Linked DNA regions of Homo sapiens: region 2 is linked to region 1. A link is an interaction called in ENCODE POLR2A ChIA-PET data of the cell type or tissue named here. Cell type or tissue: PC-9. All regions are shown on one strand.

The links. ChIA-PET counts read pairs that join two places held together with the same protein. Peaks named below come from ENCODE experiments on the same cell type or tissue, not always from the same donor. Only the 100,000 strongest peaks of a DNase experiment are listed, where the experiment ranks them.
Region 2: POLR2A ChIA-PET joins it to region 1 with 8 read pairs; 4 of 35 experiments call an interaction of 5 or more read pairs at or near these places.

Annotation. Positions count from the first base shown.
Region 1 is chr15:70,140,513-70,144,512 of GRCh38, forward strand. No RefSeq gene overlaps it. Among named protein-coding and RNA genes, the nearest start is that of TLE3, 45 kb to the left of the region's middle. RefSeq lists enhancers at 290-793, 561-660. In PC-9, no CTCF peak of the experiment used is centred here; DNase peaks (open chromatin) are centred at 1,849 and 2,539; H3K27ac peaks cover 1,545 bases.
Region 2 is chr15:70,322,585-70,326,584 of GRCh38, forward strand. No RefSeq gene overlaps it. Among named protein-coding and RNA genes, the nearest start is that of LINC02205, 180 kb to the right of the region's middle. RefSeq lists an enhancer at 371-890. In PC-9, no CTCF peak of the experiment used is centred here; a DNase peak (open chromatin) is centred at 1,797; H3K27ac peaks cover 1,759 bases.

The sequences.
Region 1 (4,000 bases):
TTCTTTCGCCCACATTACCTCCAGCCTCTCTGAATACAGGCCTTGAGAGACCTGAGCATGTATGGGCTTCCGAATGCAAACAAGGAGTGAAGTATTTCAAAACCTGGTATTTCACCAGAAACGGCCCTTCAGAGGGGCCCAAAATACACAGCTCGGTGTTTGCACTTCAAAGAGTGGGAGGCCCAGTCAAGGCTCCAGGCAGCCAGGTCTTCCCTGTGTCAACAAGGGGAAGGAAAGCAGCTTGGCCCTGTCTGGGGCATCCTGAGAAAGGGGTTTTCCGACTGCAGCTGGAGAAGAAGGCAGGGCAGGGAAGGGCTGCCAATCCCCGGGGTGCTTCCTGCAGACGGCGTGGAGACCCAGGGGCTTTCTTGTGAGCTCACAGAGGAACCTTTTGGGGAATTCCCCAATGATAATGACAATAGTTCCCGGTTACTGCCTGTGATATGCTAAGCTCTTTCCATGGTTTTTCCCATTCATCCTGATGAGGCCGGCAGTACCAATCTTCCCATTTTGTAGATTTGAAAACTGAGGCTCAGAGAGGTTTGGATGACATGTAGGTTAATGGCAGAACTGGATTTCAGTGCAGGCCAGCCTGCTGCCAAGGCCTGTGCTCCTGATCAGCATGTAAAGCTCATCCCCTCTCCCTCTAAGGTCACTGAGCCCCATCAGGGTCTAGGCGCTGAAGATACTGAGAGAAACAAAGTACAACCCCTGTCTTCACTGAGCTGCCAGTTAAAAGGAGAACAGCCTCGGAGACCAGTGGCCACCATGTGAAAGTGAAAGTGCTTTGTCAGAGGCTTTCTGCACAGTCGTGGGAGTGGGAAAAGGAAGCACTTGCCTCTTCAGGGGCCCTATGGAAGAGGGGGCCAGCAAGCTAAATCTGGAGAGAAGAGATAGCATTTGCCAGGTGGGCAGAAGGGACAGCACCTGTGGCCAGCCAGACCCTGCAAGCTGTGTTTGTTGTGGTCACTGAGTGGGCCTGAGTGCCGCAAAGTGAACCACTCACTCTGAGGTCTAGGTGGGGCTGTGGAACTTGGAGGATTTTAAGGAGCAGGGAGAATGAGCTAGGCACTCTCAAAGGCTCAGGTAGATGTGGAGGGGGCATGGAGCAGACACAGATTAGCCTGTCCTGACCTCTCTTAGCACATCAGACCCCAAGAGGACCCCGGTGACAATTTCTCAAGACCTCATGACAGCAGTGTGGGTAATGATGACACAGTGGTGGTGTCTCAAATGCACCCAAAACTTATCAGTGTCACTGTTTTTGACAGATCCATCCTTAGCCCAGGCCCAAGATGCAGGCATTTTCACTCCCATGGGACCCACGAGAAGAGTGGAGTGGTTCCACATCAGGAGAATGGGACGCTTTGCGGTGTGAGCCGGGGGAGGCCCTTTTGCTTCCCTCTATGGAGCTCAATTTTTTCAGCAGAAAATGAAGTGGACAGGATGATCCCTGAATTCTGGCTTGAACAAAAGCTCCCGCGTGGCGCTGAAGGTGGAGGTGGTTCGGCTCAAGGAATCTACCCTGTGAGCATGAGGAGTTGAGACAAGCCTGGGCTAGGAGAAGGACACCAGCCCATGACCCAGGCTAAGCTCTGTCATGGGCAGGATGTATAACCACCACAAGTCATTTCACTGCTATAAAATAGAGATAATAATCCCTCTCCTGTTCACTTATGGGCTTACTGTGAACATCAAATGAAATAACAAGCACAGAAGTGTTTAAATTGTAAGGTATGGTGTCAAGTTGAATCATCTTCTGGTTCTTGAACCACAGGGACCATTTAACCCAATTTCCTCATATTCCAGAAGAGGAAACAGAAGTTCAGAGTGGCTGTGACTCGTCCAGTGTTCTCTGTGGCAGAACTGAGACCAGCTCCTAGATGCGATCTCTTCTCTTTAACCACCGCTGTGGCTGCTATGATTCAGAGACCTGACAACATTTTGTCATAGAAAAAAATTCAACCACCTCCCCGCCGCCACCCCCCACCCTGCTGACCCTTGGCATGGAGTATCTCTCTGCCTTCAAAAGAAAAGAAGAAACAAATTCCAAACCCCAAACCCCACTAACTGCAGAGCAGCTGCTTCTCAGGGAAAGCGGCCACCCGGAATGTAACGCGGCAGAAACCGGTCTCACTGCCTGCCACCAAGCAAACGTGGCCTGTTCTGATGGCTCAGTGGCCAATGTCTTCCTGTCACCAAGCTCCTCCAAATCGCGGGGGAGATTGTTTTGACATTTGATTAGCCACAGAGTGTAACTTGTGAGTGCTTGAGCAAGCCGACTCTCAAGCAATGGCATCGCTGAGTGCTTTAGCCTGTTAGAGATACCATGTATCAGGGAAAGCGATGGCGGGCAGGGCTCCAAGAGGGAAGATAAGTGGGCTGTTGGGAGAAATTAATACGAAGAAAGGAAGCGGCGAATGAAGTCAAACGAAAACAGGGTCCTGTGATATCCATGACTCATAAATTTCATTGATACCCAGAATGTGAGTTCCCTGCTCTCCCTCGAGTTAGTAAACTGCTTGTCCTCAGGGTGACCCTGCGGGAAGATTCAGGGGCAGGAAGGAGGTGGGAGGAACAGGCTGGAAAGCCCGCATAACTTTTAGGTGGAGCTTGCACAAAATGCTTTCTCTCCTGCAGGGAAGAGCCTATGAAGATGGCCCTGAGAACAGATGAGTGCCTGCCTAGGGCGTGATTCAAGGGGGAAGAGGTCACCAAAGGAAGGCAGGAAGGTGATAATTGTGGGGGTGGGAATGGAGATTGGAGGGACCCAAGACAGAAGTCACAACTGAATCCTTATTTCTTTTTTTTTTTTTTTGAGATGGAGTCTCTCTCTGTCTCCCAGGCTGGAGTGCAGTGACGCGATCTCGGCTCACTGCAAGCTCTGCCTCCAGGGTTCACGCCATTCTCCTGCCTCAGCGTCTCCGAGTAGCTGGGATTACAGGCGCCTGCCACTACGCCCGGCTAATTTTTTGTGTTTCTAGTAGAGACGAGGTTTCACCGTGTTAGCCAGGATGGTCTCAATCTCCTGATCTCGTGATCCGCCCACCTTGGCCTCCCAAAGTGCTGGGATCACAAGCATGAGCCACCGCGCCCGGCCTGAATCCTTATTTCTTAGCAAGGTTGTTCAGGCCACCCTACTCCAAACTATTTATTGCCATGAGTCCCTTCATTATCTTTAACCACCATAAACCCCCTAATGTGAAAGACTGAGTCTGCCAAATGAATTAGGTTTTGCCGACAGCTCAGACCGTGGAGTTCCGTAAGCCTGCGGTGAGAGCTAAGTCTAATCTATGGGGGGTTCTCAGTAGGATGTTTGACATGTTGGAAACCACTTGGGGACCCCTCTGCTTTCTGCTGGACTCAACTTAGGCTGGCAGCTGTTGATCCTGTGCTGTCACCTCCACCCCTCCCGCCGGTGCCCATGCCTCGGGAGCCATGATGGAGAGAGGTCAGCAGGAAGGGGAGTGAAGTAGTGGGAAAGGCCTGGCCTGGGAAGCTGGGGAGGGGTGTGGTCCCAGAACATAAGGAGGGGGAAGACTAGGAGAGGTGTCATATCAGGGGACTTCCTGGAGCTGTGGATTTGCTAATGCTGCCCTCTCTTCACTCTAAGGCCCTGTCTGTGACATCAAGTGACCTCCCTATATTAGACTCTTGTGTGCAGAAAAGGCTATACCTTTGTAGCCAAGGAAAACCCATTTCAGTGGGCAGGAACCCACATCAGAGTCCGCAGGTAAGCACCCCTAGTAAGGCTAAATGAGGAATAGATTGGAAGATCCAAGAGATCTGGAAAAGGGGGCCTTTTATGAACCTTAGACGCAGGAACTGCCATTGCCCAAACCCAGCTCCAAACCCAGCTCAGCAGGATGGGGCCTCCCCATACTCCACCCCAAAGCCTGCAGTGGAAACCTCAGAACTGACCTTCCAGATTGACCAAGTTGGTAGTCTTAGCTCTAGATTGCACCTGAGGAAACTGAGGTACCTAGAAGTCAAGTAATTT
Region 2 (4,000 bases), 180 kb after region 1:
AAGACGTTTTGTTGTTGTAATTAGCCTACATGCTGGTCTTTCCCATTAGACTGGAGCTCCTTGGAGTGGGCAGAAACAGGTCTTACTCTGCCCTCGGTGGCCAGCATGACGTCTGGCACCTGGCAAGGGCTTCAGAAACTATTGTTTCCCAAAGGAATGGAAAAATGAATAGATTAGAAAGCACCTCAGTGGTCCAGGGATCTGTTCCGTGGTGCTTATTAGGATGATGTTGTCCCAGCCTCAAGAGACCTGCTCCTTTCCGCACCTCCACCTCTGTCCCTCCCCTTCATCTTCACGTCATTGGAGAGACATTTCATTTTCCCACTTCCTCAAAACGTTTTGAATTTGGAAAATAGCAATCGTTTAGGAAAATGGGTAATTACCAAAGGCACAATCATGGAAAACATGTAACTCCTTGAGTCTTACTGAAATGTCAAGGACTTGATTAGAGGGAGCCCCGGCCCTGGTGATCTGAAGAAAATATGATCTGTTTGTCCTAGAGGGGAAAGAAGGATCACTCTTTATTTACAAACCAGCCAGGCTAATCCCTTCTGACAATATGGGAAGTCATTCTGCTCTGCCGAAGCACTGTTTCAGGGCTCCCTTAAGGAAGAACTATCTTCTACTCAATTAAAGCAAAGCCTGAACTCGCTTTGACCCCGTCATTCCACAGCCAGGAAAGCAGGCTCCGCTCCTTCCAGCAGGGTGGCTGCCCGGGCTCCAGGCCGAACTCTTTTTCATCAGGATGTCTCAAGCATTTACTGGGGTGAGAAACTGGGGAGTGGAAACCATCCCTCCCTGGTTCCTTCAGCCTGGCCCAGCCTTGGGTGCTAAGAAAGAGAGCTGCCGGAGAGGGAGATGGATAAAGTGTCCCTCGGGCCACCTCGGCCTGCCCAGCTCCTGGGGAGGCCCCAGCAGTCAGAATCAATGAGCAGCCACCAGCAGCAGGTAGGGGTGTCCCTGAAAGGCCTTCAATGCCCCACCTGTTTCCCCTGTCCCCTGCTCTATGTAGGTCAGTGCCTCCAACTCAGACCTGCCTGCCAAGCCCTGCCTCTGTCTGCAGGAGTGAGCAGTACCATTATTTACTGGAGACCAAAGCAAGACAGGCCGCATAGATGATCTTACTGGAAAACCACACACTCAGCCAGTCCCCCCTCCCCTTCTCTTCCCCAAACACCACCAACCCCCAGGGAGGGAAAGAGCTTAGGCAGGCCAACTGCTGTAGGAAGCGGTACTTTAGCTGGGAAGATCATCTATACAGAAAAGCATAATTTTCTTCTTGCTCCTCTCAATTACAAAATAATAAGATTGTTAAAAATCCAATAGCATGAATGTCAATATTGGCAGGGACAGCCACAGGAAATTTAATTGCACAATGGGTGCCAGTTAAAGATGGTATGTGCTCTTCTCGGCTTTTCTTAATTCTAATTAGGATAAAATTTACTGATCTTACAGACTCACAAACAGAGGGTTGTCACTCCGCCAGGAATGGATCCTAACACTCTTGGCTTCCTTTTCTGAGCCTCTTGCCTTTTTTTTTCTTCCTCAAAACATCATCCCTGATTGGGACTTTTAGCTGATTTTGAACATCAGCTCTCCGGTTTCTTTGGCATGTCAGAGGGCCAGATGTTTTTTATTTGAGAGCAAATTGACACATTAAATTACACTGTGCAAACATTAAAGCCAGCCGAGGGTAAACAGGCCGAGATTCATTGAATTTTACGGGTCACAATAATGTTTATGTAATTTAACAAATTCCTGCCCTGCTGCTGAGTCTCTCCAAGAAGTATTAATGTAAGAAAGATGAGACCTGCCCCGAGGCTGTCGTCCCATCCACCTCACTGCGGCCTCTCAGAACCCTTGCCCAGCAGGTTTTAGAGTTGAGTAACTGAGTTCCCCTATGCAGAATTACTGCTTAGTCTGGCTCTGTCTTAAAGACACAGCCTAGTTTCTTCCACATGAAGCCTGATGAAATACTCTTGGTGCTGGACATCTGCTGAGTTTGCCTGTCCGGGATGCCTCCACTCCTACTTTTGATAGTGGCCCTATGATTTTTCTCTAGGAATCATCATCCCATCCCATTTTCAGTTTCCCCAGTTCCTCTGGGGAAGATCCCACTCTCCGGCTCCAGGGATGAGCATGTGCCTCAGGCCTGGTCCATCGGGGCCTTGCATCCCGCCCGTGGCCTTGGTGATTGGTTCAGAGATGGGAACGAGATCACATCTGGGTCAATGAGCATCCACCCCAGGACTTTCACAAAACTGGCAGAATAAGGAGCTCTCTTTCCACCAGTCTTAAGTGGTAAAATGTAAGTTGGGAGCTGCTGGGCGCCATCTTGCCACCAGTTGGAAATGGCTGTTGGGAATGAGGCCAACACAGAAGAAAGTACAAACGGAGAAGGGCACATTCCCAGTGAGATTTTTTGAGCCCCTGGGTCCAATTACAGCTGAAGTCTAACCTGGGGTTTTTGATTGTGTGAGTTAACAAATCCACTGTTTTGGTTAAGCCAGTTTGAGTTGAATCTCTATCATTTTCACCTTTTATTCAACAAAACAAAAGATTCCCCTATAGGTCTCTGTAGAGAATAGGACCTCTCCTCCACATTCCATGTGACACTGGGCTCCATGCTCACCTCTGACTCCCTAAAGCATTCCTAAGACTTCCTCCACCTCCTCTCCAGTCAGGCTGTTCTGTTCCTAAACACACACTGCGTATCTCACCTTGCTGCCACTTTATTTTCCTCCTGTTGCCTGCAGTGCCATTGTCCCCTATCTACCACCCATCCTCTAGGGCCAGGCTGAATTCTCCTTTCCACAAAGACAACTCCCTACCACTCAGAACTCCCTCCTCTTAACTCCCAGAGGGCCTCAGTAAGTTCCACACCTCCTGGCCCTTAATTATATAAATTAAAAGTTATATTAATTATATTAATGTTTTGTTGCTTCTTGTATTGTATGGTTGTGTCTTCTCTTCTGTCTATTTATAGCTAGAAAAATGTCTGGCATAATTCTGGGCAAATGAAATCACAGATTATTAATATTTAAAGGTACCTTACAGATCATAAAAATCACCCTGCCCCCACAATTAGACAGATGAGGAAACTGAGACTCAGAGAAGTGAATTGACTGACCCAAGGTCACACAGCTGGTTTATTGCCAGACCAGAGATAAAATCGCAGCTCAGTGTTCTTTCCACAACACGGAGCTCTATCAATTTGCTTGATTGATTTTCCAGTGAAGCATATGTAGAGTTTGAATTGGGTTGGCATATTACCATATACTAATGGTACTAAGTCAGCACATTCAGAAGAAAGAACAGTAGACTTAAGAGAATCAAAAGGTATGTTTTCAAGTTCCAGCTGGGCTGCACGACCTTGGACAAGTCCTTTCACCCTTCTGGATCTCTATTTTCACAATAGCAAAAAATGAGGGTCTTGAACCAGGTCTGAGGACAAGTACTTTTTTTTGTGAGCCACCTCCCAGTGACTGATGGGGCAGCCCACAGCGCTGCGTGGGAAAGATCTGAAAGTGTATCTGAGCTCAGCAGGAAGAAGTGCTTTGAGTGATCAGCACTGTCTCTCTCAAGTTTGGGAGCCGGGGTCAGGGAATGTCAGGAAGCACTCCAGGTTGTGCTTCTTTAGATGATTTTTGAGGTCTTTCCTACCCTGTCATTTGAGGTCATTTAAGTTGTGGTGAAAATGCAAATACAGAGCTCAGATACAACTTCAGGACCCCCATCCTGTTCTACCAACAGTGGCCTCCCTCTCACACCATGAAACTTCTGGACTCCAGGGACCCACAGCTGCACCCAACGAATTTCACTTTGGCCTGATCTTGGATCCACTGAGCAACAGAAATTTGGGATGTGAATTTGGTGGAGCTGGTGTGGACTAGGTCAAGCAATGAGAAAGGACACAGGATCATGGAGAGAAGTGGATGAGGGGAAGTCGGGGACCTGAGAACTCACTTCTATGTTTGCAGTGTTCAGCCCCTGGTAAGAG